Regions from separate parts of the Homo sapiens genome. Here region 1 is linked to region 2. A link is a loop called in an ENCODE intact Hi-C map of the cell type or tissue named here. Cell type or tissue: heart left ventricle. All regions are shown on one strand. Each heading gives the region's core, and the rest is flanking DNA. Links, peaks and the distances in the headings are about the cores only.

Region 1 (15,729 bases), core at 3,198-11,197, 250 kb after region 2:
TGTTACCCTAGCAGTGTATTTATAAATACAGTTCTAATGTGTGTTCTAGGCCCAGCCTCGGGTCCACTCCTATAGCCTGCCAGTGACTTTTTTTTTTTTTTTTTCATTTTTTAGATAGGGTCTGGCTCTGTCACCCAGGCTGGAGTTCAGTGGTGCGATCTCGGCTCTCTACAACCTCTGCCTCCTGGGCTCAAGCCATCCTCCTACCTCAGCCTTCTAAGTAGCTGGGACTACAGGGATGCGCCACCACATCCGGCTAATTTTTGTACTTTTTGTAGAGATGGGGTTTTGCCATGTTGCCTGGGCTGGTTTTGAACTCCTCTAAGCTCAAGCAGTCCACCCGCCTCGGCCTCCCAAAGTGCTGGGATTACAGGCGTGAGCCACTGTGCCTGGCCTCCCAGTGACTTTTGAAACACCCAGTGCCCTGTATTAAACCTCATTGTGCTTAAAATATCTAGAGTAGTTTTTGTTTTCTGCATTGAACACTGATTTCTGTAGATTCAAGTTACTATAGATTACTATGGATTTGAAAAACATGAGTAAAAAGCTTGAGGTAAGAAAAGCTTAAACTGTTGGCCAGGTGCCGTGGCTCACACCTGTAATCCTAGCACTTTGGGAGGCCGAGGTGAGTGGATCATGAGGTCAGGAGTTCGAGACCAGCCTGGCCAACACAGTGAAACCCCCGTCTCTACTAAAAATACAACAATTAGCCGGGCACGGTGGCGGGTGCCTGTAATGCCAGCTACTCGGGAGGCTGAGGCAGGAGAATTGCTTGAACTGGGAGGTGGAGGTTGCAGTGAGCCGAGATTGCACCACTGTACTCCAGCCTGGGTGACAGAGCAAGACTCTATCTCAAAAAAAAGAAAAAAAGAAAAGAAAAAGAAAAAAAAAGGAAAAGCTTAAACTATTAAACTGAGAATTTCAATCATTTTTCAAGCATACAATGAATATTAACAATGACAGTATATCAGATCACAAAGGAAATCTTAAAAACTTAAAAAAAAAAGCAACATTATGTAGACAATTTTAACTGATCACAATGCAGTAAAAGTATATTTTCATTTTCTTTTCAATAGAGAGACGGTCTCGCTATGTTGCCTAGGCTGGTCTCAAACTCCTGAGCTCAAGGGATCCTCCAGCCTCAGCCACCAGAGTAGCTGGGATTATACACGTTCATCATCATGCCTGGCTGAAACATTTATTTATGTATGATTTATTTATTTTCAGTTAGAGATGGGGGTCTCACTATGTTGACCAGGCTGGTCTTGAACTCCTGGCCTCAAGTGATCCTCCTATCTTGGCTTCCCAAAGTGCTGGGATTACAAGCATGAGCCACCATGTCTGGCCTGAAACTACATTTATTTTTAATAATAACAGGTAGCCACCGGGTGTGATGGCTTATGCTTGTAATCCCAGTGCTTTGGGAGGCTGAGGCAGGAGGATTGCTTGAGCCCTGGAATTCAAGACCAGCCTGGGCAACATAGAGAGACTTCATCTTCACAAAAAATAGAAATGTTAGGCACTAATACTTTGTTTCCCTAGACACCCTGTCTCTAGGCTGGGAATACACGCATGCACCACCATGTCTGGCTAATTTTTGTATTTTTTATAGAGACAAGGTCTCACTGTGTTGTCTGGCTTGTCTCAAACTCCTGGGTGCAAGTGATCCTCCCACCTTGGCCTCCCAAAGTGTTGGGAGTGGGTCACTTTAGGCCACAAGTTTGAGACCAGCCTGGGCAACATAGTGAGACTCTATCTCTCCAAAATAATTTAAACTAATTTTAAAAATTAGCTTGAGGCCAATTAGTAGGCATTTAAGGCTGCAGTGAGCTATGATCACACCACTGCACTTCGGCCTGGGCAACAGAGCAAGACCCTGTTTCTTAAAAAAAAAATGAAAGAACAAGAGTAAACCAAAGGAAATAGAAGAAAGTAAATAAGAAAGGTAAAACCAGAAGATGGTGAAATAGAAAATATAATAACAACATCATAAAAAACAGAGATAAAAAAGCAAAAATCTGATTTACCAAAAAACCCTAGGATGACTGAGAGAGAGCAAGCACAAATAAATAGTATTAGGAATTAAAAGGGGACTGTAATCAATACAATAGAGATTTTTGAATCATGAGAATACTATTAATATCTTTGCAACAGGGTCTCACTCTGTCACTTAGGCTGGAGTGCAGTGGCACAATCTTGGCTCACTGCAGCCTCCATCTCCTGGGCTCAAACCATCCTCCCACCTTAGCCTCCCAATAACTGGGACTACAGGGAGTATGGGACATGCCACCACTCCTGGATAATTTTGTATTTTTTGTAGAGACAGGGCTTCACCATGTTGTCCAGACTGGCTCGAATTCCTGGGCTCAGGTGATCTGCCGCCCAGGCCTCTCGAAGTGTTGGGATTACAGGCGTGAGTCACCGCCTCCAGCATGGTGGCTCATGTCTGCAATCCCAGCACTTTGGGAAGCCGAGGTGGGAGGATTGCTTGAGTCCAGGAGTTTGAGACCAGCCTGAGCAACATAGCAAGATGCCGTTTCTACAAAAAACCAAAAATTTAGTCAGACATGGTGGTAGGCACCTGTAGTCCCAGCTACTCAGGAGGCTGAGGTGGGAGAATCATCTGAGCCCAGGTGATCATATCACTGCACTTCGGCCTGTACACAAAGCGAGACCTTATCTCAACAAAAAAAAAAGAAAGAAAAAAAAGAAAGAAAAAAGAAAACGCAATAAAAATATTAAAGAATAGAATAATTTAATTAAAATGTGCAATATTTTGATGAAGAAAAATCACAAAAATGAATTGAAGGCCTGGCAGAATGGAAATAAGGTACATTTATGGATGAGAAGACTCAGTATTATTCAATTTTATCCCTAATCTGTAAATTCGATGAAATTCTAATTTAAATCCCAGCACAATTTTTCAAGGATCTTGACAAAATGATTCTACGGTATACAGTTAGCTAAGACGATTATAAAAAATAGAAACCAAGTTGAGGGGGTGGAGCTTGCTCCCTAGATAGCAATATTTATCACAAAACCATAGAACTAAAACAATATTGATCAAGAATAGACAAATCGATCAATGGAAGAGAAAAGAAAGCCAATAAATAGGCCAGGTGTGGTGGTTCACGCACTTTGGGAGGCCGAGGCAGGTGGATCACCTGAGGTCAGGAGTTTGAGACCAGCCTGGCCAACATGGTGAAACCTCATCTCTACTAATAATACAAAAAATCAGCCGGGCATGGTGGTGGATACCTGTAATCCCAGCTACTTGGGAGGTTGAGGCAGGGGAATCGTTTGAACCCAGGAGGCGAAGGTTGCAGTGAACCAAGATCCTGCTACTGCACTCCAGCCTGGGCAATGAGAGAGAAACTCCATCTCAAAAAAAAAAAAAAAAAAAAAGGAAAGCCAAGAAATAAATTGCATTCTTTAATGGGAACCAGGTATATCGCAGAGGTGCTGTCATGAGTCAATGGAGCAAACAGCTAATGATGAGGCAAATAGCATTAGGCCAAAACCTGGGCAAAACCTTACTTTATTTTTTTTTTATGACAGAGACATTTTAGAATACCAGGAGAAAGGCTGGGCCCAGTGGCTCACACCTGTAATCTCAGCACCTTGAGAGGCCGATACGGGCAGATCACTTGAGGTCAGGATTTTGAGACCAGGCTGGCCAACATAGTGAAACCTCATCTCTACTTAAAACACAAAAATTAGCTGGGTGTGGTGGCGTGCGCCTGTAATCCCAGCTACTCCGGAGGCTGAGGCAGAAGAATCGCTTGAACCCGGGAGGTGGAGGTTGCAGTGAGTCGAGATCATGCCACTGCACTCCAGTCTGGGTGATAGAGTGAGACTGTCTCAAAAAAACAAAAAAATAAAAATAAAATAAATAAATAGAATACCAGGAGACAGAGAAACTGGCCAGAGACTGGCTGGCTTCTAAAACCAGTCCTTGCTAATCTTGAGCAAATTACTTAATCTGTCTTGGCCTATTTCCTCATCTGTCAAATAAGGATAATAACAGTTCTTACCTCACAGACTTGATGTAAGGATTAATATAGGTAAATTAATACAGGCAAATACAGGATTAATATAGGTAAAGCATTTAGACCAGTCCCTGGCTCAAAACAGCACTACGTAAGTGTTAGCCATTCTTTATCTCTATACCATGTGGAACTGACAACATCTCCACTCCCGTTTTCTCTGCCCAATGTGGGAGACTTCCATTATCCAAATGGACCAGAATGGCTTGGTTCACTGGTCTTAGGGAACCTGGTCAACTTTCTGCCATCATGACCAAGACATTCCTTAGAGGGAGGGCTTCTCATTTACAAAAACTATTTCCTTAGAGCAGTAATTTTGGTCATTGGTGACATCCAGTCTCTACTCTTACCTCATCTATGACTCTGACTGCCAGATCATGACAGTTTTCAATATGGATTACCCAATAGCTTGGTTTGTTTTTTGTAATAAACCTTGTTTTTTAGAATAGTTTTAGATCTACAGAAAAATCTGAAGATTAGTACAGGGAGTTCCTGTGTACTCCAGACTCGGTTTCCCTTGTTATTCATATTATGCTGTTTTTAAAATTCCACATTATATCATTGAGATACATTCATGTTGATATATAGATCTAATTTATTGAGTCTAACTGTGATTTAGTATTCCATTGGCCTGGAAGGTTCTCACAGTCTCACCTGGCACAGGTTTAGTGCCAGGGAATTCCATCTCCCTCGCAATCAGACTTATCAAATCTCTGGTTCTGGCCGGGTGCAGTGGCTCACGCCTGAAATCCCAGGCCAAGATGGGAGGATCGCTTGAGCTCAGGAGTTCGAGACCAGTCTGGGCCACATAGTGAGACCTCGTCTCCACCAAAAATAAAAAAAAAATTAGCTGGGCATGGCGGTGCATGCCTGTAGTACCAGCGACTCAGGAGGCTGAGAGGGGAATATCACTTGAGCCTGGGAGGTCAAAGCTGCAGTGAGCTATGATTACACTACCACAACTCAGCCTGAGCGACAGAGCCAGACCCTATCTCAAAAAAAAAAAAAAAAAAAAAAAAAGCCAAACACCACTGTTTCTGCAGTAAAAGTATTTACATAATCATAACATTATAAATGTCATTTGGCTTTCAGTGTTAAGAATCAATCTACAGGTAAACAACGGTAAACTGAATTATCTTTACCGAATAGAATGTAAATGCTATAAACCTCAGCGATACAAAAATAAAAGCTTAGTTCATGGATAACGGCAGAAGCAGGGAGGGGACATCAAGGGAAATTATCCATTTCACACAGAGAAGAGTCAAGAGATACAATATACAGAAGAAACAGACATTTAAGAATAGTATTCAAAGTGATAATAGAAACCAATAGTAAAATTTAAAATATAAATATAAAAAAGAGGGCCAGGCACGGTGGCTAACGCCTGTAATCCCAGCAATTTGGGAGGCTGAGGTGGGTGGAACACGAGGTCAGGAGTTTGAGACCAGCTTGGCCAGCATGGTGAAACCCTGTCTCCACGAAAAATACAAAAATTAGCAGGGCATGGTGGCACGTGCCTGTAGTCCCAGCTACTCGGGAGGGTGAGGTAGGAGAATCACTTGACCCTGGGAGGCAGAGGTTGTAGTGAGCTGAGACTGTGCCACTGCACTCCAGCGTGGGCGACAGAGCGAGACGCTGTTTCAAAAAAAAAAAAAAAATATATATATATATATATATATGAAAAGCGGAAGAGAAAGGGGGAAAGGGTGGTTAATAAAATCACCACAGCAGGAAGTCAACAGATACAACAGACACAGTTAAAATTAATAAATCAAGTAATAGAGGCATGAGTATATTATTTACAGTTATGAAATTTAAAAAATTAACATGATGACAAACATGGTAAAAAACAAAAAACAAAACACAGTTGTTTCCAGGAGTTGGGGTATTGGGAAATGAGAGATAGCTTTAAACTTTTTATTTCTAACCTTCTATTGGAATTGATTCTGCATTTCCATCTACATTAATTATATTTGAGATTTTCTTTTTAAATTAGGCAAGCACTATTCACAATAGCAAAGACATGGAATCAACCTAAATGCCCATCAATGGCAGATTGGCTAAAGAAAATGTGGTACATATACACAATGGAATACTATGCAGCCATAAAAAAGAATGAGATCACGTCCTTTGCAGGAACGTGGATGGAGCTGGAGGCCATTATCCTTAGCAAACTAATGCAGGAACGGAAAAACCAAATATTGCATGTTCTCACTTATAAGTGGGAGCTAAATGGTGAGAACACATGGACAGAAAGAGGTTAACAACAGACACTGGGGCCTGCTTGAGGGTGGAGGGTAGGAGGCAGTAGAAGATAAGAAAAAATAAATATTGGGTACTAGGCTTGATAACTGGGTGACGAAATAATCTGTACAACAACCCCCGTGACACAAGTTTACCTATATTAAAAACCTGCATATGGACCTCTGACCCTAAAATAAAAGTTTAAAAATAAAATAAAATAAAATTAGGCAAAAAATCTAGGTAATTCTGACATTGTCCTACTGGCTCAGGGACTATTGCGGTAGGATCAAGTTAAACTCTCAGGCAGGCAGCCAAGGCCCCTCGCTGCCCCATGCACCCACCTACCTCTGCTTGGGAGCCAGGATTGGCACCTCCTCCAGGAAGCCCTCAGGAGGAAGAGGGCGCCCTCTGCCGGGGCAGGAACGCCAGCACGCCTGGGGAGCAGCCTTTTGCTCATCATCAGGGACTCCGCCCCTATCCCTCAGCAAGGGCCTCCCTCCCCCGCATCACGTGATCTCAGCTCCTTTTCAGCTAGTGGGTGGAACCCCAGGAGGGAAAACTCAGGGAAGCCCAGGTGAGAGCGACGCGACCGATGGGGCCCGGATTTCTTGGATGCTGGGGGACTGTCCCAGTAAGGCTTGGGAACCTGGGTGGGGCGCCTTTCAGAACGGGACCGATGGGAGAGAGACGAGAAGGGTTATGGGCACGAACCCCGTTCAGTATCTGCTCCTTGCGCAGTGTGAGAACTGGGAGAGAGACTCCTGGCCCTTCCACTTCCTGTGCTTCCTTGGGTGAGTGTCTTAACATCTCAGAATCTCAGTGTCCTCACCTGTGGCTGCCAGTATGAAATGAAATAAGCACATAAGTCATAAATAAATGGTATCTTATTAGGTCCCATTTAAGCGAATGTGTGAACTCTCAGAGACAAGAAGACCCTGGAGGCCACTGTAGCTCGGCCCTGTTTGGAGGCAGGCCTCTCCACCCTCACCCAGGACACCAGCTCCTGCTGGGTGCTCCCCTCCCTGGAGTGCTCACCCCTAGGCCTCAGGAGTGGAAGGGTCTGGGAGAGCTGGCTGGAAGAGGGGCTCCTCCCAGTTCCCACTGAACGGGCTGACAGGTCGGACTCTCCAAGACAAAGTCTCCTCTTTCTGTCTCCACACAGGGCCCGTGTTGTGCTTTTGGCCCAGGTAGGTGGACAGACATGTCCCAGGCGGGGGACGTAGAAGGCCCCAGCACAGGAGACCCTGTGCTCAGTCCCCAACACAACTGTGAGCTTTTACAGAACATGGAAGGAGCCAGCTCCATGCCAGGCCTGTCACCAGATGGGCCGGGAGCAAGCTCTGGGCCCGGAGTCAGGGCTGGCAGCAGAAGGAAGATCCCCAGGAAGGAGGCCCTTCGAGGTGGCAGCTCCCGGGCTGCAGGTGCTGCTGAGGTCCGGCCAGGGGTCTTGGAGCTGCTAGCTGTGGTACAGAGCCGGGGCTCGATGCTGGCTCCTGGGCTCCACATGCAGCTGCCCTCGGTGCCTACTCAGGGGAGAGCTCTGACCTCCAAGAGGCTCCAGGTTTCTCTGTGTGACATCTTAGATGACAGTTGCCCCAGGAAACTTTGTAGCAGGTCTGCTGGCCTCCCAGAGAGAGCTCTGGCCTGCAGGGAGAGGCTTGCAGGAGTGGAGGAGGTGAGCTGCCTCAGGCCCAGGGAGGCCAGAGACGGTGGAATGAGTTCTCCAGGGTGTGACAGAAGAAGCCCCACACTCAGCAAAGAGGAGCCCCCTGGAAGGCCCCTGACATCCTCACCAGACCCAGTCCCTGTGAGGGTAAGAAAGAAATGGAGGAGGCAAGGGGCTCATTCAGAGTGTGAGGAAGGGGCTGGTGACTTCCTGTGGCTTGATCAGAGCCCTCGTGGGGACAACCTCCTGTCTGTGGGAGACCCTCCCCAAGTTGCTGACCTGGAGTCCTTGGGAGGCCCTTGCAGACCTCCCTCTCCAAAAGACACTGGGTCTGGGCCTGGAGAGCCAGGTGGAAGTGGGGCAGGATGTGCCTCAGGGACTGAGAAATTTGGATATTTGCCCGCTACAGGGGATGGGCCCCAGCCAGGCAGCCCCTGTGGCCCTGTCGGGTTCCCAGTGCCCAGTGGAGGGGAGTCCCTCAGTTCAGCTGCACAGGCTCCTCCACAGAGCGCAGCACTGTGCCTGGGGGCGTCAGCACAGGCCTCTGCAGAGCAGCAAGAAGCTGTGTGTGTCGTGCGGACTGGCAGCGATGAAGGCCAGGCTCCAGCACAGGACCAGGAGGAGCTGGAGGCCAAGGCTCAGCCAGCTTCCAGGGGAAGGCTGGAGCAAGGACTCGCTGCCCCCGCTGACACCTGTGCCAGCTCCCGGGAGCCCTTGGGCGGCCTCAGCTCCTCCCTGGATACTGAAGCCAGCAGGGCCTGCTCAGGCCCATTCATGGAGCAGAGAAGATCCAAGGGCACTAAGAACCTGAAGAAAGGTCCAGTGCCCTGTGCCCAAGACCGGGGCACAGACAGAAGCTCAGACAACTCCCACCAGGACAGGCCAGAGGAACCCAGCCCAGGAGGCTGCCCCAGACTGGTGAGCTGAGTCTGAGAGTTTGGGATAGGAAGGGCCTGGCCATGTTTCTCAATACCATACTTGGCAGTGGAATTTAATAAAGCTAAGCTAGATGGGCGCTTCATGAACATTCTCACATCCCTATTAACTAAACTGGGTAAAATGAGGCCCACAAACTGGGAAAGAGAAAATAAACTACATTCGCTGAATCCTTGTGAGGGGTCATTATCTTTTGGAGTCAGTGAGTCCTGGGTTCGAATTTTGCCTCTGCCCACTTCCTAGCTGAATGACTGTGGGATGTTTTCTTAACCTCTCTAGGTTTCCTCATTGTAAAAAAAGGATACTAATTGCAGCTTCATGGGGTTGTTTCAAGGATTAAATGAGATTATGGTATAAAATAATGTGCCTAGGCCTGGTGCAGTGGCTCACGCCTGTAATCCCAGCACTTTGGGAGGCAGAGGCAGGCGGATCACGAGGTCAAGAGATCAAGACCATCCTGGCCAACATGGTGAAACCCTGTCTCTACTAAAAATACAAAAATTAGCTGGGCATGGTGGCACATGCCTGTTCCAGCTACTCTGGAGGCTGAGGCAGGAGAATCACTTGAACCTGGGAAGCAGAGGTTGCAGTGAGCTGAGATCGCACCACTGTACTCCAGCCTGGTGACAGAGCAAGACTGTCTAAAACAAACAAACAAACAAAAAAAAGGTGCCTAGCACAGCACAAGGCACAAGGTAAATTGCTTAATTCGTGTTAAATTTGCTTTTCCTTTAGTGTTCACAGTTACCCTGTAAGATAGGCGTTAGCCCCATATAACCAGATGGGGAAACTGAGGCTCGGAGGGTTAATAATATTCTCCAGGCTCACATAGCTGGGGAGTCAGTGACCAGCCATGTTCCCTATATCACCACTTCCCTTTCCTTTGTTCTTTTACTTATAATCATCATCATTTTATTAATAATCATAGCTAACATTTATACACCAAAGGCAGAAGAAGACTCTACTTGTTTTTGGTGTATATTTCTCACATAGTTGGATTTTCATCACATTTATTGAATATGCATGATGTGCTAGATGTTTTTGATTTAATCTTCACACGACGTCCACGGAGGTGAGGTTACAGACCCAGCTGGTGAATGGGAGCAAGGCTACAAGCCTAGGCGGTCTGTCTTGAGAGCTCACTGCACTGCCTTCTCTGTGTATTTTCTGTGTTATCGGCACAGTCGTAACAGCATCTGGCTTGCTTAACATGTGCTGGATATTGGGCTAAGCACTTTATCTGCAATCTTTGTAACAAGCCTATGAGGTAGACTCTATTGACATATACCCATTTCACTGATCTGAACACTGAGGCTCTGAGAGGTGACATGAGTACTCAAGGCCAAACAGCCAATTAGTAAAATAGAACCAGTGAGCTGTTTTCCACTATGCATCAAGCCTTTTTACCTATAAATAGGCTCCTATTATGCCTTATTGTTCCAGGACTTTGCTTGGTTTTGTAAGTTCCGTAGTATTTGAAGGTCTTTCCCAGTGGGTTCACCTTGTTCTGCCGAATTTGATCTTTTCCTGAGCCCTGCATCATAGCTGTCTATGGATGTATTTGTCGCAGGCACAGGCGCTGTCGGGATGAGGGCTGGGACTTCCTCTTCTCATTTCCAACCACTGTAGTGTAGTGAGGAGCATGAGCCCTGGAGGCCAATAGGCTAACATTCAATCTTGACTTTGCCACTATCTGAACAACCGAGGTGAGTGGCTTCACCTTTTCAAGTGTAATTCTCTCATCTGCAAAATGTGGGTATGAAGAGTGCTTACCTCCTAGGGAGGTGGTGAGGATGAAATGAGATGACACATGTTTGGCATTTAACACAGTGCTTGGTGCAAGAAAAATACTCAAATAGGTTACCTGTTAGTGACATAAGCAATTTCGTCCTGCTGTAAGTAGTGCAGGGGTGACCATCCTTGTGCGTCTGGCTCCTCCCTTCTTCACATGATTTATTTGGACCAGATGCCCAGAATTGGGATTCCTGGGTCTGCAGCCTTTAAGGGGGCTGGTTTGAGTGCGGTGGTGGAGCCAGCTTCCTGCCTGGCTTGACTGGAAGCAGCCCATGACTGCTGGCTCCTCCAGGCTCCATCCTTGACTGCGGCACAGCCCATCATCCCACAGCTTTCCAAACAACTCGTTGCCATGACAACCAGTACCAGCTGCGGGAGAAGAATTGAGTCTGGGCTGTGACAGGGACAGGCGGGTGGTTGCAGACAGGGCTGAGTGGGGCCTGGGCAATGGGGGGCACAGTGCCCGGCTGGTCTGGAGCCCCGTTTAGGGCCTTAGCACCTTCCCCTGGAGACAGCCTGGCTTGTGGCAGGGGCAGACAGGTTCAAGGTCAAGCTCTGCCTCTTAGTACAGGGTGACTTTAGACATGTCTTCAGACATTTAGATGAGTTTAACTTTTTTTTCTTCCTTTCTTAAGCTCAGTGGCAAGAAGACTTTTTTTTTTTTAATTTACTTTTTTTTTAAGATGGGAGTCTCGCCCTGTCACCCAGGCTGGAGTGCAGTAGCACAATCTTGACTCACCACAACCTTTGCCTCCTGGTTTCAAGGGATTCTCCTGAGTAGCTGGGACTACAGGTGTGGGCCACCATGCCCGGCTAATTTTTGTGTTTTTAGTAGAGGCAGGATTTCACTATGTTGGCCAAGCTGGTCTCAAACTCCTGACCTCAGGTGATCCGCTGCGTCGGCCTTCCAAAGTGCTGGGATTACAGGCATGAGCCACTGCGCCTGGCTGCAGAAAGACTTTAGACATTTAGAAATGTCTCTTCTCTGAATCTGAGTTGCCTCCTCTATGAAGTGGGGAGAATGAAGTGGGCCCCAGAACTGCCAGGAGTCTGATATCAGAGGCTGGCCGTGTTGTATTCTTCTGGCATGAACCAGAGACTCTTGGAGGAGAGATGGGAGGGGGACTGGATGCCATTCTCTTGTCCGTCCTGGGCCCCACAGTGGCCAGTGAGGTTTGGAGCTGCTCTATGGGTGGGATAGCAGTGGGTGTGTGTGTGTGGGGCAACTCTGCCAGTGACCCTGGGCTGCTCACATTCCACCAGTCATAACCAGGGAGGCACACAGCTCCTCTGGCCTGACCCAGAATCCCTGGTTCAAGGTATGCTGTCTGTAGCTGCAAAGTGTCAAGAGGTGAGTGAAGGAGGAGAGTGTCTTCCTAACAGAAGAGCAGCCTAAGAGGAGCTCGTTTCATTAGTGTGCCTACTATAGACTGAGAGCTTCAAGTATGTCATCTCATTTAATCCTTACATTAACCATTAAAGGTCAATGTCGGCCAGGCGTGGTGGCTCACACCTGTAATCCCAGCACTTTGGGAGGCCAAGGCGGGTGGATTGCTTGAGCTCAGGAGACCAGCCTGGGCAATGTGGCAAAACCCTGTCTGTAGAAAAAATACAAAGATTAGCTGGGCATGGTGGCTTGTGCCTGTAGTTCCAGCTACCCAGGAGGCTGAGGTGAGAGGATCACCTGATTCCAGGAGGTCAAGGCTATAGTAAGCTGTGCTGGTGCCCCTGCCTTCCAGCCTGGGCAACAGAGTGAGACCCTGTCTCAAAAAAAAAAAAAAAAATTCAACACTAATATCCCCATTTTACTAAGTAAGAAAACTGGGCTTCCGAGAAGTTAAGTGACTCACTCAGGCCACATCGCGAGTAAGTGGCCGAGCCAGGGTTTGACTCCAGTCCTGCATAACTTGACTGTTCACGGGGCTTTATTATAATTTGTTGAACAAGGAGGGGGCTCGTCCAGGGATCTTACAGTCTAGTGGGAGGAGAAAACCACTAACCAGAGAATTGAAATACAGACTGAAGCCCAGTGGACTGTGGATGTCCAGAGGGGAGGGGAGGGCAGAGGAGGGGGCTGTCTAAACTGGGTCTAGGCAAGGGAAGTAGGTGTTCAGCAGGTGAGAAAGTAGGAGAGGCTTGCTAGGAAGAGGGCAGTGCTCTGCAGAGCTGCATTGCAAGAGGCAGCTTGGAGTGTTGCAGGAGTAGAGGGTGGGGGTTACAGGTGGAACGGGAGCCAGGTGGGAGAGGCCAGCTTGAATGGAAATGGAGAGCCTGCAGGGTGGTCGAGTGTCAGGATGGCCTTTCTCCAGGGCAGGGACCAAGGAACTTTATCAACACAGGCATTTACAGAGAGAGCTTCTTCTGTTCCAGGCACTGTTCTAAGAGTCTCGAATAGTGATAATGATCGTTGCCCCAACACCATGAGGTAGATACTGGTATTATCTTCATGCTACTGATGAGAAAACTGAGGCACAGAGAGATTAAGTAACTTTCCCAAGATCACACAGTTCCTAAGTGTTGGCACCAAGTATCCCCATTGCATGAATATGCCCCAATTTATTTATTTGTTGACTCCATGTGGACATTTGGGTTTTTTGGTGTTTTTTTTTTTGGCTACTACATATAGTGCTGCTGTGATAGTTTTGTATGGTTTTTGGTACATATGGGGTATCTCCAGGGAATATTTTCTGGGGTGGAATTGCCAGGTTATAGAGTGGACACATCTTCAACTTAAATGGTGCCAGATGTTTTCTAAAGTGGTTGAAATAGTATACACCCCCATCAGCAGTGTATGAATATTCTGGTGACTTCACATCTTCACCAGCCCTTGATGGTAGCAGACTTAGGTTTTTTGCTGAAATGGAGATATGCTGTGGTGTCTCAATGTTGTTTTAATTTCCACTGCCCTCTTACTAAGGAGCATCTTTTCATGCATTTTGGTTATTCTTATTAAGTCTTTTCTTTAAAAAGTTTTTTGGCTGGAGTACAGTGGCATGATCTCAGCTCACTGCAACCTCCCCCTCCCAGGTTCAAGCGATTCTCCTGCCTCAGCCTCCCAAGTAACTGGGATTACAGGTACCCGCCACCATGCCCGGGTAATTTGTGTATTTTTAGTAGAGACGGAGTTTCACCATATTGGTCAGGCTGGTCTTGAACTCCTGACCTCAGGTGATCCTCGGCCTCCCAAAATGCTGGGATTGCAGGCATGAGCCACCAGGCCTGGCCTGTTTTGTGCTTTGCATATGTTTTGCATTTCTACACTTTCTCCCATGTAAAAACACAATTGAGTTTTGTTTATTGATTTTGCATCCAGAAATCTTGCTTTTATTAATCTATATAATTTATCTATTTGGATTTTGTTTGTTTTCTATGTAGACAAATGACAGTTTTTGTTATTTCCTTTCCAGTTCTTTACATCTCTCTTCCCTTCCCTTTCCTTACTGTACTAGCTAAGACTGTTAGTATAGTGTTGCATAGAAATGGTGATAGCAAGGAACCCGTGACTTATTCTGGATTTTAAAGGAAATGTGGTCATCGTTTCACCTTAAGTATGACACTTGCTATGTTATTTATATAGATGCCCTTTATCAGGTAAAGGAAACTCCCTTCTCTTCCTGGTTTGCTAATTATTTATAATTATTATTATAATTATTACAATTACAATATTTACAATTATTATAATTATTATTATTGCACAGTGCATTTAATCACATGTGTTTTTTCCATTTCTGAGATAATAGTATGATTTTTATCTTCGAATTTATTAACGTTAATTTAAGGAGTTAGTGTTTTTTTTTTTAAATATTAAGTTTTTTAAAATGTTAAGTTCTTGCCTTGCTGGAACAAACCCAATTTGGTAATGCTATATCTTTTTCGTATTTTGTGAATTCAATTTCATGTTTTGTTTCGGGTTTTCAATGGATGAATTAACTGGCCTGAAATGATTTGTTCTATAATACCCTTGTGAGATTTTGGTATCAGGGTTTTGCTAGCTTCATAGAATGAATTGTGGATTATCTTTTTGTTTTCTATTTTCTGGGATAATGTATTTAAGATTGGAATTATTTGTTCTTTGGACATTTTGATAGAATGGCTGGTTAAAAAAAGTATGGACTGATGTTCTCTTTAGGGAAGGTGTTTCCTTCCCTACTGATTCAATTTATCTTGTGGCTATAGGTTTATTCAGTGTTGTTTTTCTCTTGAATCAATTTTGGTAAGTTATACTTTTCTAGATATCTATTTGTTTCATCTGAGTTTTCAAATTTATTGGCATGTTGGCATACAGTATTTCACAATAGCCTCTTATCTTTAAGGACTGCGCACTTGTAATTATACATTCCAAATTTTAGCTAGTTATACCTCCTCTCTTTTCCTTAATCAATCTTGTCAGACAATTGTCAGTTTTTTCAAAGAACCGATTTTTGGTTTGTTCATCCTCTCCACTATATGTTTGTTGTCAATGTCACCTTCCGTTCAGTTTATGCTACTATTTATAAAGTCTTAAAAATTATGCTTAGTTCATTAGTTTTCTGCCTTTTTTCCTTTCTAATAAAGTCATTTAAAGCTATAAAAGAACCTTTTAATTATCGCTTTTGCTGCATTCATAGACTTAACATACAGTCTTATCATTCAATCTCAATATTTTATCATTTTTAATTACAATTTTTCTTTGACCTATCTGTTATTTAAAAGTCCCTTCCCTCCCCTTCTCTTCCCTCCCCCTCCCTCCCCTCCCCTCCCCTCCCCTTTTGAGACAGAGTCTGGCTCTATCCCCCAGGCTGGAGTGCAGTGGTGCTATCTTGGCTTACTGCAGCCTCCACCTCCCAGCTTCAAGCAATTCCCATGCCTCAGCCTCCCAAGTAGCTGAGATCACAGGCGTGTGCCACCACGTCTGGCTAATTTTTGTATTTTTAGCACGGAGATGGAGTTTTGCCATGTTGGCCAGGCTGGTCTCAAATTCTTGACCTGAGGTGATCAACCCGCCTGACCTCCCAAAGTGCTGGGATTACAGGCGTGAGCCACCACGCCTGGCTAAGAGTGTAT
Region 2 (15,729 bases), core at 3,217-11,216:
TCACCATGTTGGCCAGGCTGGTCTCAAACTCCTGACCTCAAATCATCCACCCACCTCGACCTCCCAAAATGCTGGGATTACAGGTGTGCACCACCACGCCTGGTCTAATTTTTGTTTTTTTGTTTGTTTGTTTTTTTGAGACGGAGTCTCACTCTGTCCCCAGGCTGGAGTGCAGTGGTGTGATCTCGGGTCACTGCAACCTCCACCTCCCGGTTTCAAGTGATTCTCCTGCGTCAGCCTCCCAAGTAGCTGGGACTACAGGTGTGTGCCACCACACTTTGCTAATTTTTTGTATTTTTAGTAGAGATGGGGTTTCACCATGTTAGCCAGAATGGTCTCAATCTCCTGACCTCATGATCCGCCTGCCTTGGCCTCCCAAAGTGCTGGGATTACAGGCACGTGCCACCACCACCGGCTAATTTTTGTACTTTTTAGTAGAGACGGGGTTTTACCTTGTTGGCCAAGCTGATCTTGAACTCCTGACCTCAAGTGACCTGCCAGTCTCGGTCTCCCAAAGTGCTGGGATTACAGGCGTGAGACACCACGCCCAGCCAAGAGGGTGTGTTTGAGAAATAAGGAGGCAAGTGTGACACAGGTATAGATATAAGAGTAGGACATGAGAAGGGATAGATCATGTAGGGCTGTGTGGCTTTTACTTTGAATGAGATGCAGAGCTATTATAGGGTTTGAACTTCTATTTAAAAGAACTATTCCAGCTGTATGGTGAGAATAGACTGCAGGGGCACCAAGGTGGAAGCAGGGAGACCAGGCAGGAGGCTGTGGCAATGATCTTAGCAAGAGATGTTGATCGTTTGCACCAGGTTGGGTGAGATGGTGAGACATGGTTGAATTCTGGATTTGAAGGTAAAGTCTACAGGATCTGTTGGGCTGACTATGGTGGCTGATGCCTGTAATCCCAGCACTTTGGGAGGCTGAGGTGGAAAGATTGCTTGAGCCCAGGAGTTTGAGACCAGCCTGGGCAACAAAGTGAGACCCTGTCTCTACAAAAAAAAAAATTTAAAATGAGCAAGGTGTGGTGGCATGTGCCTGTAGTCCCAGCTACTTGGGAGGCTGAGGTACGAGGATCACTTGAGCCCTGGGAAATTGAGGCTGCAGTGAGACGTGATAGTGCCACTGCACTCCAGCCTGGGAAATGTAGAAAGACCCCATCTAAAAAAAAATTAAAACAAAAACAAAACAGGACTTGTTGACAAAATGGATAGGAGTGTGTGAGGAAGAGAAGAGATAAGGATGACTCCAAGGTATGTAGCCTGCACTAATGAAAATATGGAGTCCAATTCAACAGATGTATATTTTTAAATTATGACAGTTTTTTTTTTTTTTTTTGAGACTGAGTCTCACTCTGTCGCCCAGCCTGGAGTGCAGTGGTGCGATCTCGGCTCACTGCAAGCTCCATCTCCCGGATTCACGCCATTCTCCTGCCTCAGCCTCCTGAGTAGCTGGGACTACAGGTGCCCGCCACCACGTCCGGCTAATTTTTTTGTACTTTTAGTACAGATGGGGTTTCACCGTGTTAGCCAGGATGGTCTCGATCTTCTGACCTCGTAATCCACCCGCCTCGGCCTCCCAAAGTGCTGGGATTACAGGCTTGAGCCACCTCGCCTGGCCAATTATGACAGATTTTACACCAAGTCAGTCCTTCCCTTCAAGGGGAAAAGTGGCCCAGGGATGGAAAATGACTATCCCTGGCTCAACAAGCAAAGAAGAAAGCAGGACTGGGAGTGCTTTTTTCCAGCCACAGAAATTCTTATAGAGAAAAAAAGAAAAAAAAAGAAATTCTGTTAGAGGCTGGGTGCAGTGGCTCATGCCTGTAATCTCAACACTTTCTCAACACTTTGGAAGACTGAGGTGGGAGGATCACTTGCGTCCAGGAATTTGAGACCAGCATGGGCAACACAGGGGAACCCTGTCTCTACAAAAAATTTAAAAATTAGCCGGGCATGATGGGTGCATGCCTGTAGTCCTAGCTACTCGGGAGGCTGAAGGGAGAGAAATCACTTGAGCCCAGGAGTTTGAGATGACAGTGAAATGATCACACCACTGCATTCATCCTGGGCGACAGAGTGAGACCTTGTCTCAAAAAAAGCGGGGGAGGTAAGTCCACTTGTATGGACTGCCATGAATGTGACCCACCTATTACCTGTGGCTCCAGCCCACCTTGTAGTGGTGGACTACTAAATTTGCCTGCTCAGCATCTATTCTTCCTCCTCATAAGAACACTGATTTTTCCCTTGGGGAACTACTCTTCCTCTGACTCTCTCAGTCTGTGTGGTTTGGTGGAGTTGCCTTACTTTGCAGTTCCTTTGTGGGCAGAAGACACAGGCTTGGCAAATCAAAGCATTCCAATATCCCTGCCTCCTAAGGCTAGTGACTGGTTGGGGTGGTTGGGGAGTAGGAGGGGATTAGTGACCTGTCAGCCCAAATGAGGTGCAATCCTAGGATCTTTGTTAGAACTATTGGGAAGGAAATTTTTATTCCCCTCTGGGCTGGCTGAGCAAGTAAGTTATAAACTTGGAGGTCTTGGTGGCCATCTTGCCATCTTTTGAGAATTATTTAGCTGACAATGAAGGAAACACAGAAGAGTCAAGAAATGCCTGGCTGCAGTGGGTCATGCCCATAATCCCAGTGCTTTGGGAGGTGGAGGCAGGAGGATCACTTGAGCCCAGGAATTCAAGATCCATCTCTACAAAAAATTTAAAAAATTAGCTGGGCATGGTGGTGCATGCCTGTAGTTTCAGCTATTCAGGAGGCTGAGGCTGGAAGATTCCTTGAGCCCAGGACTTTGAGGCTGCACTCTGGCCTCGACAACAGAGACCTTGTCTCAAAAGGAAAAAAAAAAAAGGTCAAGAGATCAGTAGACATTTCTTTCTTTTTTTCTTTTTTTGAGACGGAGTCTCGCTCCGTCACCCAGGCTGGAGTACAGTGGTGCGATCTTGCTTACTGCCAGCTCTGCCTCCTGGGTTCACGCCATTCTTCTGCCTCAGCCTCCCGAGTAGCTGGGACTACAGGCACCCACCACTATGCCCGGCTAATTTTTTGTGTTTTTTAGTAGAGGCGGGGTTTCACCGTGTTAGCCAGGATGGTCTTGATCTCCTGACCTCGTGATCTGCCCGCCTCGGCCTCCCAAAGTGCTGGGATTACAGGCGTGAGTCACTGTGCCTGGCCTCTTTCTTTTTCTTTTCAAGACAGGGTCTTGCTTTGTCACCCAGGCTAGAGTGCAATTGTGTGTTCATGGCTCACTGCAGCCTCTACCTTTTGGGCTCAAGTGATCTTTCTACCTCAGCCCCCAGAGTTTCTGGAACTACAGGTGCACGTGGCCACACCCGGCTATTTTTTTTTTTTTTTTTTTTTTTTTGAGATGGAGTTTCACTCTTGTTGCCCAGGCTGGAGTGCAATGGCACGATCTCGGCTCACTGAAGCCTCCGCCTCCTGGGTTCAAGCGATTCTCCTGCCTCAGCCTCCCGAGTAGCTGGGATTACAGGCATGCACCACCATGCCCGGCTAATTTTTGTATTTTTAGTAGAGACAGGGTTGCTCCATGTTCATCAGGCTGCTTTTTTTTTTTCTTTTTTTTAGACGGAGTCTCGCTCTGTTGCCCAGGCTGGAGTGCAGTGGCGCGATCTCAGCTCACTGCAGGCTCCGCCTCCCGGGTTCACGCCATTCTCCTGCCTCAGCCTCCAGAGTAGCTGGGACTACAGGCGCCCGCTACCACGCCCGGCTAATTTTTTCTATTTTTTTTTAGTAGAGACGGGGTTTCACCATGTTAGCCAGGATGGGTCAGGCTGGTTTTGAACTCCCGACCTCAGGTGATCCGCCAGCCTTGGCCCCCCAAAGTGCTGGGATTACAGGCATGAACCACCGCACCTGGCCCATACCTGGCTAATTAAAAAACATTTTTTTTAGAGAGACAGGGTCTGTGTTGCCCAAACTGATCTCAAACTCATGTGATCCTCCTGCCTTGGCCTCCCAAAATGCTGGGATTACAGGTGTGAGCAACCACGCCCAGCCAAAACACTTTTTTTTTCTTTTTTTGAGATGGAGTCTCGCTGTTGCTCTGTTGCCTAGGCTGGAGTGCAATGGCGCGATCTCAGCTCACTGCAACCTCCGTCTCCCAGCTCCAAGCAATCCTCCTGCCTCAGCCTCCTGAGTAGCTGGGATTACAGGCGTGTACCACTACACCCGGCTAATTTTTGTATTTTTAATAGAGATGGGGTATCATCATATTGGTTAGGCTGGTCTCGAACTCCCGACCTCACAATCTGCCTGCCTCAGCCTCCCAAAGTGCTGGGATTACAGGCGTAAGCCACCATGCCTGGCCCGACACTTTCTTGATGGCATCAATTGAATCCTGGATCCAACTATACCTGAAGCTTTTATGGATTTTTTTCTGTTGCAGAAAGCCAGTTTGTGCCTGTTGTTTGACAACTGCAACTGAAATAATCTAGAATCTACAATTCTATCATAGAATCTACCTGAAACACCTAGGGTTTTTGTCCTTTTCAAATCTGCCTCTTACAGTTTCCCTGGAAAAAATATTTATCTTTTCTTTTGTAAAAAATATTTTTATATCCCACATACGATCATTACCAATCTCTGGAGAAAATAGTAAGACGGCAGGATTTTGGCTAGGACCTTGTCTTCCAGACCTGTGGCCACAAGTCTCAGCTGTTTCGTAACTTTGAAACCCTCACTTCCCCTCCCTGAGCCTTCATTTCCTGATAAACTTGCTATCTATTGGCCCTTCGAGGAGTCTTAAGTTTTTGAGGAAATGCCACTGGCTCTAAGCCAGTCCTGTCACTGGGTACTGGAAGCTGAGATCTCTTCTTTGGTCATGTTATTTTGGGACTGTGGCCAAAAGCTGGCAATCTGTCCTGTTTTTTAGAGACACAGCCTCACTTTGTCACCCAGGCTAGAATGTAGTGGTGCAATCATAGCTCACTTCAGCCTCCAACTCTTGGGCTCAAGTTATCCTCCTACGTAAGCCTCCCGAGTAGTTAGGACTACAGGTGCACACCACTGTGCCTGGCTAATTAAAAAAAAAAAAAACTGGCCAGGCGCGGTGGCTCAGGCCTGTAATCCTAGCACTTTGGGAGGCCGAGGTGGGCAGATCACAAGTTCGACACCAGCCTGGCCAACATAGTGAAACCCCGTCTCTACTAAAAGTACAAAAAAAAAAAAAAATTAGCCTGGCATGGCGGTGTGCACCTGTATCCCAGCTGCTTGGGAGGCTGAGGCAGGAGAATTGCCTGAAGCTGGGAGGTGGAGGTTTCAGCGAGCTAAGATTGCACCATTGCACTCCATCCAGCCTGGGCGACAGTGCAAGACTCCATCTCAAAAGAAAAAAAATTTTTTTTTTTTTTTTTTTTTTTTTTGTAGAGACAGGGTCTCACTATGTTACCCAGGCTGGTCTTCAACTCCTGGGCCCAAATGATCCTCCTGCCTGGGCTTCCCAAATCACTGGGTTTACAAAATGGAGCCACCACACCTGGCCCAAATCTGTCCTATAAATCAGCATTTTTTTTTTTTTTTGAGATGGACTTTTGCTCTTGTTGCCCAGGCTGGAGTGCAATGGCACGATCTCGGCTCACTGCAACCTCTGCCTTCCGGGTTCAGGCGATTCTCCTGTCTCAGTCTCCTGAGTAGCTGGAATTACAGGCGCCCACCACCATGCCTAATTTCCATATTTTTAGTAGAGTTGGGGTTTCGCCATGTTGGCCAGGCTGGTCTCGAATTCCTGAACCTCAGGTGATCCGCCCGCCTCGACCTTCCAAAGTGCTGGGATTACAGGCATGAGCCACTGCGCCTGGCCTTAAATCAGCAGTTTTCAGACCAGACTATGCAGACCTCTGGTGGTACACAGAAGTGATGAATCCACAGGATAAAACACAATGCAGCTTTCTGGAATGTCAGTTTTATTCAATGGAAATATAAGGCAGAATTTTCTTTTTCTTTTTTTTTTTTTGAGATGGAGTCTCGCTCTGTCGCCCAGGCTGGAGTGCAGTGGCGCAATCTCGCCTCATTGCAAGCTCCGCCTCCTGGGTTCACGCCATTCTCCTGCCTCAGCCTCCCGAGTAGCTGGGACTACAGGTGCCTGCCACCGGGCCTGGCTAATTTTTTGTATTTTTTAGTAGAGACGGGGTTTCACCACGTTAGCCAGGATGGTCTCGATCTCCTCACCTTGTAATCTGCCCACCTCGGCCTCCCAAAGTGCTGAGATTACAGGCGTGAGCCACCGCGCCCGGCCTGTAAGGCAGAATTTTCAACATCAAATCGCAGTCATTAAGAACACGTTCTCTGGAGCCAGACTTCCTAGCCCCATCACCTACTGGCTGTATGACATTAGCAAGTTACTTAACCTTTTTGGGTCTCAGTTTCCTCAAGCCTTATGGGTTTGAGAATCTATGTAAAGTATTTAGACTAGAACCTGACATACATTCAGTGCTATTGAAGCATTAGCTATTTTTATTAAAACATGGATATACTGTAAAGTACAAAGTAAACTAATGTGGGCTGGGCATGATGGCTCACGCCTGTAATCCCAGCACTTTGGGAGGCCAAGATGGGCAGATCACCTGAGGCCAGGACTTCAAGACCAGCCTGGCCAACATGGCAAAATCCCACCTCTACTAAAAACACAAAAATTAGGCAGGTGTGGTGTTGTGCACCTGTAATCCCAGCTACTCAGGAGGCTGAGGCATGAGAATCACTTGAACCCGGGAAGTGGAGGTTACAGTGAGCTGAGATTGTGCCACTGCACTCCAGCCTGGGAAACAGAGCGAGACCCTGTGTCAAAAACAAAAACAAGCCAGGCGCGGTGGTTCACACCTGTAATCCCAGCACTTTGGGAGGCTGAGGCGGGCGGATCACCTGAGGTCGGGAGTTTGAGAACAGCCTGACCAACATGGAGAAACCCCGTCTCTACCAAAAATACAAAATTAGCCGGGCATGTTGGCACATGCCTGTAATCCCAGCTACTCAGGAGGCTGAGGCAGGAGAATCGCTTGAACCCGGGAGGCAGAGGCTGTGGTGAGCCGAGATCGTCCCATTGCACTCCAGCCTGGGCAACAAGAGCAAAACTCCATCTCAAACAAACAAAACAAACTAATGTGAATTTAAGATTGAAGGCTTTGAAAAAAATGTCACCTGCAGCCCGGTCCCAGCCCACCAGGGATTTGCTTTCACCTTCTCTTGCCAGCAAGAATACTTACATCTGATTTTCAATACCAGAGAATCCAGGTGTCTTCATGTTCTTCCAGTTTCCTGGGCCATTCTCACTCCATGTATACATTAGTCTCCCCACACAACCTCCCACCTGTCAGGCAATCCCCCTACCCCCATTCTTATCCAGACATTTGTCTTCCCACATCTTATATTACAAATATATGTAAACTATAGAAAACCCAGAAAATGTCACATTTCTTTAGTTTAAAAAGAGATAAGATTTTGGCAGGTAATGTATTTAAGGTAATTAAGATAGAGAGAACTGTAAAGTAGGCTATGTTCCAGAAGGGTGAGTCTAGTTTGGCTTGAGAATAACTGAAGATGAGGTTGGAAAAATAGGTTCAATTCAGATCACTTGATGATCCTGAATGTTACACACAGTAAAGAATTTGGACTTGATTTCAACTCTCTAAGCCTGTTTCATCTGTACAATTAGGAAAATTACTATGTTGTGAGGATTAATGGAGAGAAGCAAACACATGGGAGAGATATCCTGTGACAAATGGAGCAGATGTTATTAGGAGTTGGAGACACAGATTCTTTTCCTTAGTGTAAACTATCCCCACCTCTCAGGGTGGCCTGAAATTCAGTCTCTCATTTATCTTATTTTTCTGTAATGCACATCTTAACCACCAGAGAGAGCCTGATACAAAGGAATCTCAACTCCAAGTACAACAGAGAAATTAAGCTGGGCATAAGATGTGGAATCCTGGATACAACTGCAGCGATTCTCAATGGTAGGGTAGGGAATGGATCCCAGTGCCTCCTCTATGGGCCTTCTTAGACCCATCCCAAGGAGAGGGGGTGGGGCATGCTGCCACAACCTAGAATTTAGCAGCTAGCCAGATGTAAGGTCACCAGGAAAGAGGTGAGGTGGGTAAGGATGAGGGCCAGATCTAGTTTAGGGACCTGAATTTCTGTATCTCAAGCAAAAGAGACTCTCAACTCTGCTCATAAGCCACCAGGCCCAACTCCTTCCTGGGCTACCCCATGGCAGGCCAGGTCATCTAGCTGGCCCGGGAACTTTAGAAAATTTCTAAAGAGCAGGGGGTGCATCGTGGGGAAGGAGGAAGGGGAGAGAGTGGCATATCTAAGAGCTGTCTTTAGGGTGACATCCACATGGCATCAAGACCTCAGCCTTTAGGTCTATCAGAAAGGGCAGTGGGACCTAGCTTCTCCAATCATGATTCACTAGCCTGGCATCTTACAGCATTTTTACAAAACCTCCTTTGCTTTCTTGGATTTTTGTTACGAATGTTAAAATGAAAGCCTAGGGACATTGAACAATTTACCTGAGGTCGAAGAGCAGCAGCCAAGGGCAGAAGTGGGCCTGTAGGCAATAGGAGTGGCTCTGAGGGGCTGAGGAAAGGGAAGGCAAGCAGGTAGAGCAACAGCCTGCTTGTCAAGCTGCAAGCATTGGCTCTTGGCCAGGCCTCATACCCACTCCTCCAGGGCCAGCTCTGCTGCCAGGCCCCAGGCTGCCAGCCCTACCTCCACACTCCCACCCCAGTCCCCTGAGAGCCCATCACCTTGGCAACAGCCAGAGAAAGGCCCAGCTAAAATATTTATGGCTCAAAACAGCCTAGAGGCTTGGGAGGGGGGAAGAGGGAAAGGCTGATGTCATCCCTTCTCAGCTTACAGGGGAGGTGACTGACATACAGGGCAGCTGGGTGGGTGGGCCAAGCCCAACAAGTCAGGGCTCTCAAAGGAAGATCCCAAGGGCCATAAGTGGTAACAGGAGGAGGACGAAGACTGTGACAGGTGACAGGACTGGATAAGACCCACAAGCCTGGGAAAAAAGGAGGAAGGAAACTTAAAGGTTGAGCAGTATTGTGTCTAGACCCCATGCCAGGCATTTCAAACACATCATTTGCTTCTCAGATCCCATTCAGTACGTAGCAATTCTTTTTTTTTTTTTTTGAGATGGAGTCTTGCTCTGTGGTCCAGGCTGGAGTGCAATGGCGCGATCTCGGCTCACTGCAAGCTCCGCCTCCTGGGTTCACACCATTCTCCTGCCTCGGCCTCCTGAGTAGCTGGGACTAGGGGCGCCCACCACCACGCCCGGCTAATTTTTTGTATTTTTAGTAGAGATGCGGTTTCACCATGTTAGCCAGGATGGTCTCGATCTCCTGACCTCGTGATCTGCCCACCTCGGCCTCCCAAAGTGCTAGGATTACAGGCGTGAGCCACCGCACCTGGCCAGTAGGTAGCAATTCTTATCCTACTTTGATGGAGTAAACAGGCCCTACAGCTCTTCTTAAAGCAAAAAAAAAAAAAAAAAAAAAAAAAAAAATTAAAACAAGCTCTGGAAATATGCAAATGATGAGCTGGGATTTGAATTCAGATCTGTTTGGCTTCAGCCCTGTAAGCTTTCCTATAAAATTCTGTGGCTCCCGAGTAGAAATCCTAGCAGACTGAAGGTATAGCGATCTAGGAACCTAACACCAGCTCCTCAGTCAGTGACTCAGGTTCTGTGCCTCCATTTATATATGATGAAGATGCCATCTGATTCCCTAATTCCCCACCCCAAACTCCTCCCTTGTCAGCCCTGGACTCAGAGCATCCAATGTAAACAACAGGGTGACAAACTCATCGAGGCTGGCCTGTGACTTTTCTAGTTTTAGCACTGGATAGTCCCATATCCCAGAAACTCTCTCTTGGGTAAACCTAGATGATCTGTCATCCTAGACGAACCCCTCATGCAAACATAATGCTTTAATATTTCAAAGCACTTGTGGCTGTGAGAGGTACAAACAGGTCAAAAGAATAGGCCATGAAGTCTGATAGTATAGACCATGAAGTCTTTTTCTAACCATAGGCAAATTTTTTATCCTCCTTGAGTCTCAGTTTTTCTTATTTTCCTGGTACATACTAAGAAATCAGTAAATTATTAGCTGTTATTTACAGTAATCAACAATGATGACAGAAACAGGCTCAGAGATTAAATAGCTTGCCCAGTGTAAATCAACTGACTTTAAGGAATCCCTTTCCATTATACTTCTGTTCCTGCTAAGGATGAATCCAAGCTCACTAGAATGCCCCAGGCACAGTTAAAATGCAGATAGGCTCTATTCTCTCCCTAAACTCAGTCCTTCCCCTTGTTCCTTTGTTAGGATAAATAACCAGAAGGCATTAGGGAAGAGTACAGTATCAGAGGTCCCTAGCCTCTCAGGAAGCTGAGTATAAATCAACCTAGAAATAGGCCAGAGGAAACCAGAAGCCTATCAAAGGCTGACTTTCCAATCCTTCAAGGGAAAATGGCAGAACAAATAGCTGGCCTAGTATAGCTGGAAGGAAAGTGAGAGCTAAACAAGGGGGCTTTGGCTCTCTCCCAAAGCTGATAGAAGCTACCAGAGTGGGACCATTCATCACTTGACCAAACCTTTATTGAGGTCCTCAGGGGCAGATATTTGTTGGGGAGAAATATAGTACAGAGGTGGAACAGAAAAAGCCCTACCCTTTATGACCTTTTTGGACAAGGTAAGTAATAAACAATGAAGAGAAAAACAGGTTCAGATGTTAAATAACTTGCCCAAATTAATTGAATCTTCTCACTTGGCTTTCCTCAGCCTTTTATGGAAGGGCAGTGATCACCCTCCCTTGGGAGCCCTCTGGAAGGGTTCAAGGACTCACAGGCTGACACCCATAACACAGGTGTGGTAGTGGGGAAACAGAAAACGGTGGTAGGGTGTTTCAGCCAATTCTATGGGAGGCTAAAGGGAAGCACACATACTGGGAATGGCACAGTAGGAGTTGCCAGTTAATTCCCATCTAGGAGGCCATGCTAGGGATACCCATTAGTCCCCTTCAACTCTTTAAAGTCTTGAACAGTTTAATTGTTAGCACCACAGTCCCCTGCAGCCCTGAGGACTCCATTCTGGGCCTAAAGACTCTTAAGGGATCCTGACTGGCTTTCTGTGGGTAAATCTGACAGATCAAGTAGAGTGAAAGAAAACTGCTGATCTCCTCTCCTGGGTTTCTCTGTGTTCAGCAAATGCCCTCAGGCCAGCCTTTATACAGCAGGTAGCTCTCCAGGTTTCAGGAGTCCTCTGATAGCTGCAAAGACACAAGGTAGAAAATTAAGAAAGCTCCCTATTAGGGGGCTTCCCAGCCTCCCACCTGACCAGGATGCTTCCCTCACAATTGCCCCATCCCACAGCACAACTCTACTTGTTTCATTCAGTACACAAGTTTCTTGGGTACACAGATGGGTAGAAAACAGAAGTCCACAGCCTATGAATTCTCTTTTTACTGTCTGTCTGGTAATGAAAATGCAGTCTCACGCTCAATATCTCCTGTCCTTGGCCATATCTCAGCTGAGTGGATCCAGGGAAGAATCAACAAAACCTTTGGGGGGCCTATCCAAGCTTTGAAGCCTCTATAAACAAAGGGAAAAATGCTTTCTGCTGTCCTAGAAATGTGAAAAAGATGAACAAAAATCTTTAAAGTCTTTTGAAGAATGGAAATCAGAAAATAGGCATCTTATTATCACTATTATTGGTAACTCAATGTTAGGCTCAAGGGGCGATGGATGTTATGAAGGATTCATCCCAGCACCAAATACTCAGGGTGGACTAGAGGAGACGCATCTTAAATCTGCGGCACAGGGAAGGGGCTTGATCTCATGCTAAAACCTATAGCAATGCTCCTTCTTCTTCTTCTTCTTTTTTTTTTTTTTAAAGAAAGAGTCTTGCTTTGTCACTCAGACTGGAGTACAGTGGCAACATCATGGCTCACTTCAGCCTTGATCTCCTGGGCTAAAGTGATCCTCCAACCTCAGCCTCCATATACGATCACAGACACACACCAACATCCCTGGCTAATTTTTAAATTTTTGTCTCCATATGTTGCTCAGACTGGTCTCAAACTCCTGGGATCCTCTTAATGGCTTGCCAGAGTGCTGGGATTATAGGTGTGAGCCACCATGCCTGGCCAGTGCTTCCGATCTTTTAAATGGCGCTACCATCTCCCTTAGTTGTTCCAGTCAGTAACCTGGAGCCTTAATATGTTCATTCTATCGCCTAAAAGGTTTTGTTTTTTTTTTTTTTTTTTTCTCCTGAGACAGAGTCTCGCTCTGTCACTCAGGCTGGAGTGCAGGGGCATAATCTTAGCTCCAGTACTGCAGCCTCTGCCTTCTGGGTTCCAGTGATTCTCCTCCCTCAGGCTCCCAAGTAGCCGGGATTACAGGCACGCACCACCATGCCCAGCTAATTTTTGTATTTTTAGTAGAGATGGGGTTTCACCATGATGGCCAGGCTGGTCTCAAACTCCTGACCTCAGGTGATCCGCCCACCTCGGTCTCCCAAAGCGCTAGGATTATTACAGGCATGAGCCACTGTGCCTGACAAAAGTTCTTGAATTCATTGACTTCTCTATGTTTGCAATATTACTCTACTATAGACCTTTTTTGTTGTTGTTGAGACAGTCTCACTCTGTTACTCAGGCTGCAGTGCAGTGGCACGATCTCAATTCACTACAACCTCTGCTTCCTTGGCTCAAGCGATCCTCCTGCCTCCACCTCCCGAGCAGCTGGGATTACAGGCATGTGCTACCATGCTCGGCTAGACCTTTCTTATTTCTTGCCTAGACTAGCAAGTTTCTTAACAGGGCCCCATAACCATTCTCCACTCATCAGCAAGTTTAAAAATCAGACATTGAATAATTTCATTTTCCACACCCCCCCTCCTCCCATTCAAGTTGTCTTCAGTGGGATGTTAGGACTGCCATGTGTTAAGGGACTCTCCTCATATTCTATTCCTTTCAACCACCCTGTGAATTGGAAACCAAAACTCTATGATAAACTTTGCTTTTTTAAGGTCAGCCAGGTGCAGTGGCTCACACCTGTAATCGTAGCACTTTGGGATGCCGAGATGGGAGGATTGCTTGAGGCCAGATTGCTTGAGGCCAGAAGTTCTCCATCCTGGGCAACATAGTAATACCTTGTCTCTACAAAAAATAAAAAAATAAGCTGGGTGCAGTGGCCCATGCCTACAGTCCCAGCTACTCTGGAGGCTGAGGTGAGAGGATGTCTTGAGCCCAGGAGGTAGAAGCTGCAGTGAGCTATGATCAATGCAGTGAGACCCCATCTGTTTTTTTTTTTTTGAGACAGTTTCACTCTTATTGCCCAGTCTGGAGTACGGTGGTGCGATCTCGGCTCACTCCTACCTCCGCCTCCTGGGTTCAAGCAATCTTCCTGCCTCAGCCTCCTAAGTAGCTGGGATTACAGGCGCCCGCCACCACACTCAGCTAATTTTTTGTTTTTTTGGTACAGGTGGGGTTTCACCATGTTGGCCAGGCTGGTCTTGAACTCCTGACCTCAGGTGATCTGCCCGCCTCGGCCTCCCAAAGTGCTGGGATTACAGGTGTGAGCCACCGCACCCGGCCCCTGAGACCCCATCTCTCTCTCTCTTTTTTTTTTTTGAGATGGAGTCTCGCTCTGTCGCCCAGGCTGGAGTGCAGTGGCGCGATCTCAGCTCACTGCAAGCTCTGCCTCCCGGGTTCACGCCATTCTCCTGCCTCAGCCTCCCGAGTAGCTGGGACTACAGGCACCCGCCACCATGCCCAGCTAATTTTTTGTATTTTTAGTAGAGACGGGTTTCACTGTGTTAGCCAGGATGGTCTCGAACTCCTGACCTCGTGATCCGCCCGCCTCAGCCTCCCAAAGTGCTGGGGTTACAGGCGTTAAGCCACCACGCCCGGCTGACCTCATCTCTTTAAAAAAAAAAAAAAAAAAGAAAAGAAGAAGGTCCAGCTAGGTGTGGTGGCTAACACCCATAAATCCCAACACTTTGGGAGGTTAACATAGGAGGACCAATTTTGCCTAGGAGTTGGAAACCAGCCTGGGCAACAGATTGAGATCTTGTCTCTACAAAAAATAGAAAAAATTAGCCACCTGCCTATAGTCCCAGTTACTTGGGAGGCTGAGGTGGAGGATCACTTGAGCCTGGATCACTTGAGGGTGTAATGAGCCATCATATTGATAAGTGCTCCAGCTTGGATGACAGAACAAGACCCTGTCTCAAAAATAAAAATAAAAAAGGTCCAGATTCGTACCTCGGCTTCAACTTGCTTCAGTCCTATCCTCTGCCTATAATGTGCTGCTCTATGTCCTTTCCCCAAGCCCTCTGCCTAGCTAAGTCCTCCTTTATATGTTGGCTTAAACATCATTTCCTCAAGGAAAACCACAGTATTAGGTTGTATACCCTCATTGCACCCTGTTCTTTTCTTTGTAGAACTTAACACAATTGAAATTATGTTATTTATGAGATTATCTGTTTAGTATCTGTTTCCACAAATAGACTATAAGCTCCATGAAGCCAAGGACCATTTTATATTGTTCACCGGCCACTGGATCCCCAGTGTCTAGCACATAGTAGGTGTTCTAATGTATAATAGTGAATGTATTTTTAAAAATAATGAAAGGAGACATTTGTACTGATTTCTAGAGAGAAGCTTAGAAAGAATCACATCAGAGCATAAGATATTTCTCTTTCTCAAAGGCAGATGCAGAATTTGTTTGCTACATTCCAACCCCAGAGAGCCTGAGACCTGAGGAGCAACCATCTTATACCTAAAGCTAGGCCATGAATAGGAACCATGAAGGCTGCTGGAGTTAGAAGACCCCTGGGAATAATTAGCTCTGTATCTGAACCCAAACTCTTCTATCTCAAGTTTTCACACACATCACAGTGCCTAGAAGAAAGAGACTGGATACCCTGAGGTGGGCACCAGAGGTTGACAGGGGAACAGCCAATTCAGGCATCTTAATGCAATATTAAGATCAGAAATAGTACCCAAATTTCTGGCAAGGTGCCCTATTTAGCTGATTAATCTGGGCTGATAGACTGGCTGTGCCTCACACTCTATCTAGAAACATCTCAACTAAGCTGTCTTTTTTAAGGAGTCCCTGGACAACCCCCGCCCCCACCCCCAATTTGCCCTGAAAGTGACAAGGCCTCCTTGAAGCAAGAAGCTCCCCAAGGTCTAAGGATGGGGTTAGCTTGTGTACATGAGAACTCCTATCGGCCCATTCCCTGCCTGAGATGCAAAGACAATCACCACAGTACCGGCTAGGAATGAGAGGTACAGTCACTGGTGAGAGGCTAGTGAATCTGTGATCAAGGAATGCTAAGAAGCTAAACCTTAGCAGCACGGCTATGAAATTCACATCCCTTCCAGATACATGTCTCTCTCCTTTTAGAAGAGAGCTGTATACGAAAGCAGAAAGTACATTCGAAACAAACAAAAAAACAGAGAGTGCTACAGTTTGCAGAACACTAGATGAGACTGCATCCTCAGCTTCAGAGCCAGAATAGACAATAGAGTGGAAGACCTCCAGTCCTGGGACTGGAAAATGGATTCTAGAGGTCCGTGAACATTCTTCCCCATTACTTCCCAAAAAGGGTTGAGTCTCCTGCTTGAATGCAGCCTCCTTAGGAGCCGAGAGCAGCAATCAGGCTACAATAGGACTAGGGTGCAGTGCCCCCA

The links. Peaks named below come from ENCODE experiments on the same cell type or tissue, not always from the same donor. Only the 100,000 strongest peaks of a DNase experiment are listed, where the experiment ranks them.
Region 1: it touches region 2 in a loop (2.3-fold over the local background); 11 of 110 quality-filtered maps call a loop at or near these places.

What each region holds. Positions count from the first base shown.
Region 1 is chr1:31,807,096-31,822,824 of GRCh38, reverse strand. It overlaps SPOCD1 (SPOC domain containing 1), which reads left to right and starts at 6,803. Exons shown (of 16, transcript NM_144569.7): 1 at 6,803-6,864; 2 at 7,453-8,874. The coding sequence starts at 7,492. In heart left ventricle, for the core only: a CTCF peak has its summit at 6,702 (motif pointing left); a DNase peak (open chromatin) is centred at 6,734.
Region 2 is chr1:32,055,732-32,071,460 of GRCh38, reverse strand. It overlaps a transcript of KHDRBS1 not described here. Among named protein-coding and RNA genes, the nearest start is that of TMEM39B, 9.3 kb to the left of the region's middle. RefSeq lists enhancers at 3,368-4,162, 8,699-8,993, 10,008-10,620 and a silencer at 7,759-8,053. In heart left ventricle, for the core only: a CTCF peak has its summit at 7,877; no DNase peak of the experiment used is centred there; H3K27ac peaks cover 1,409 bases.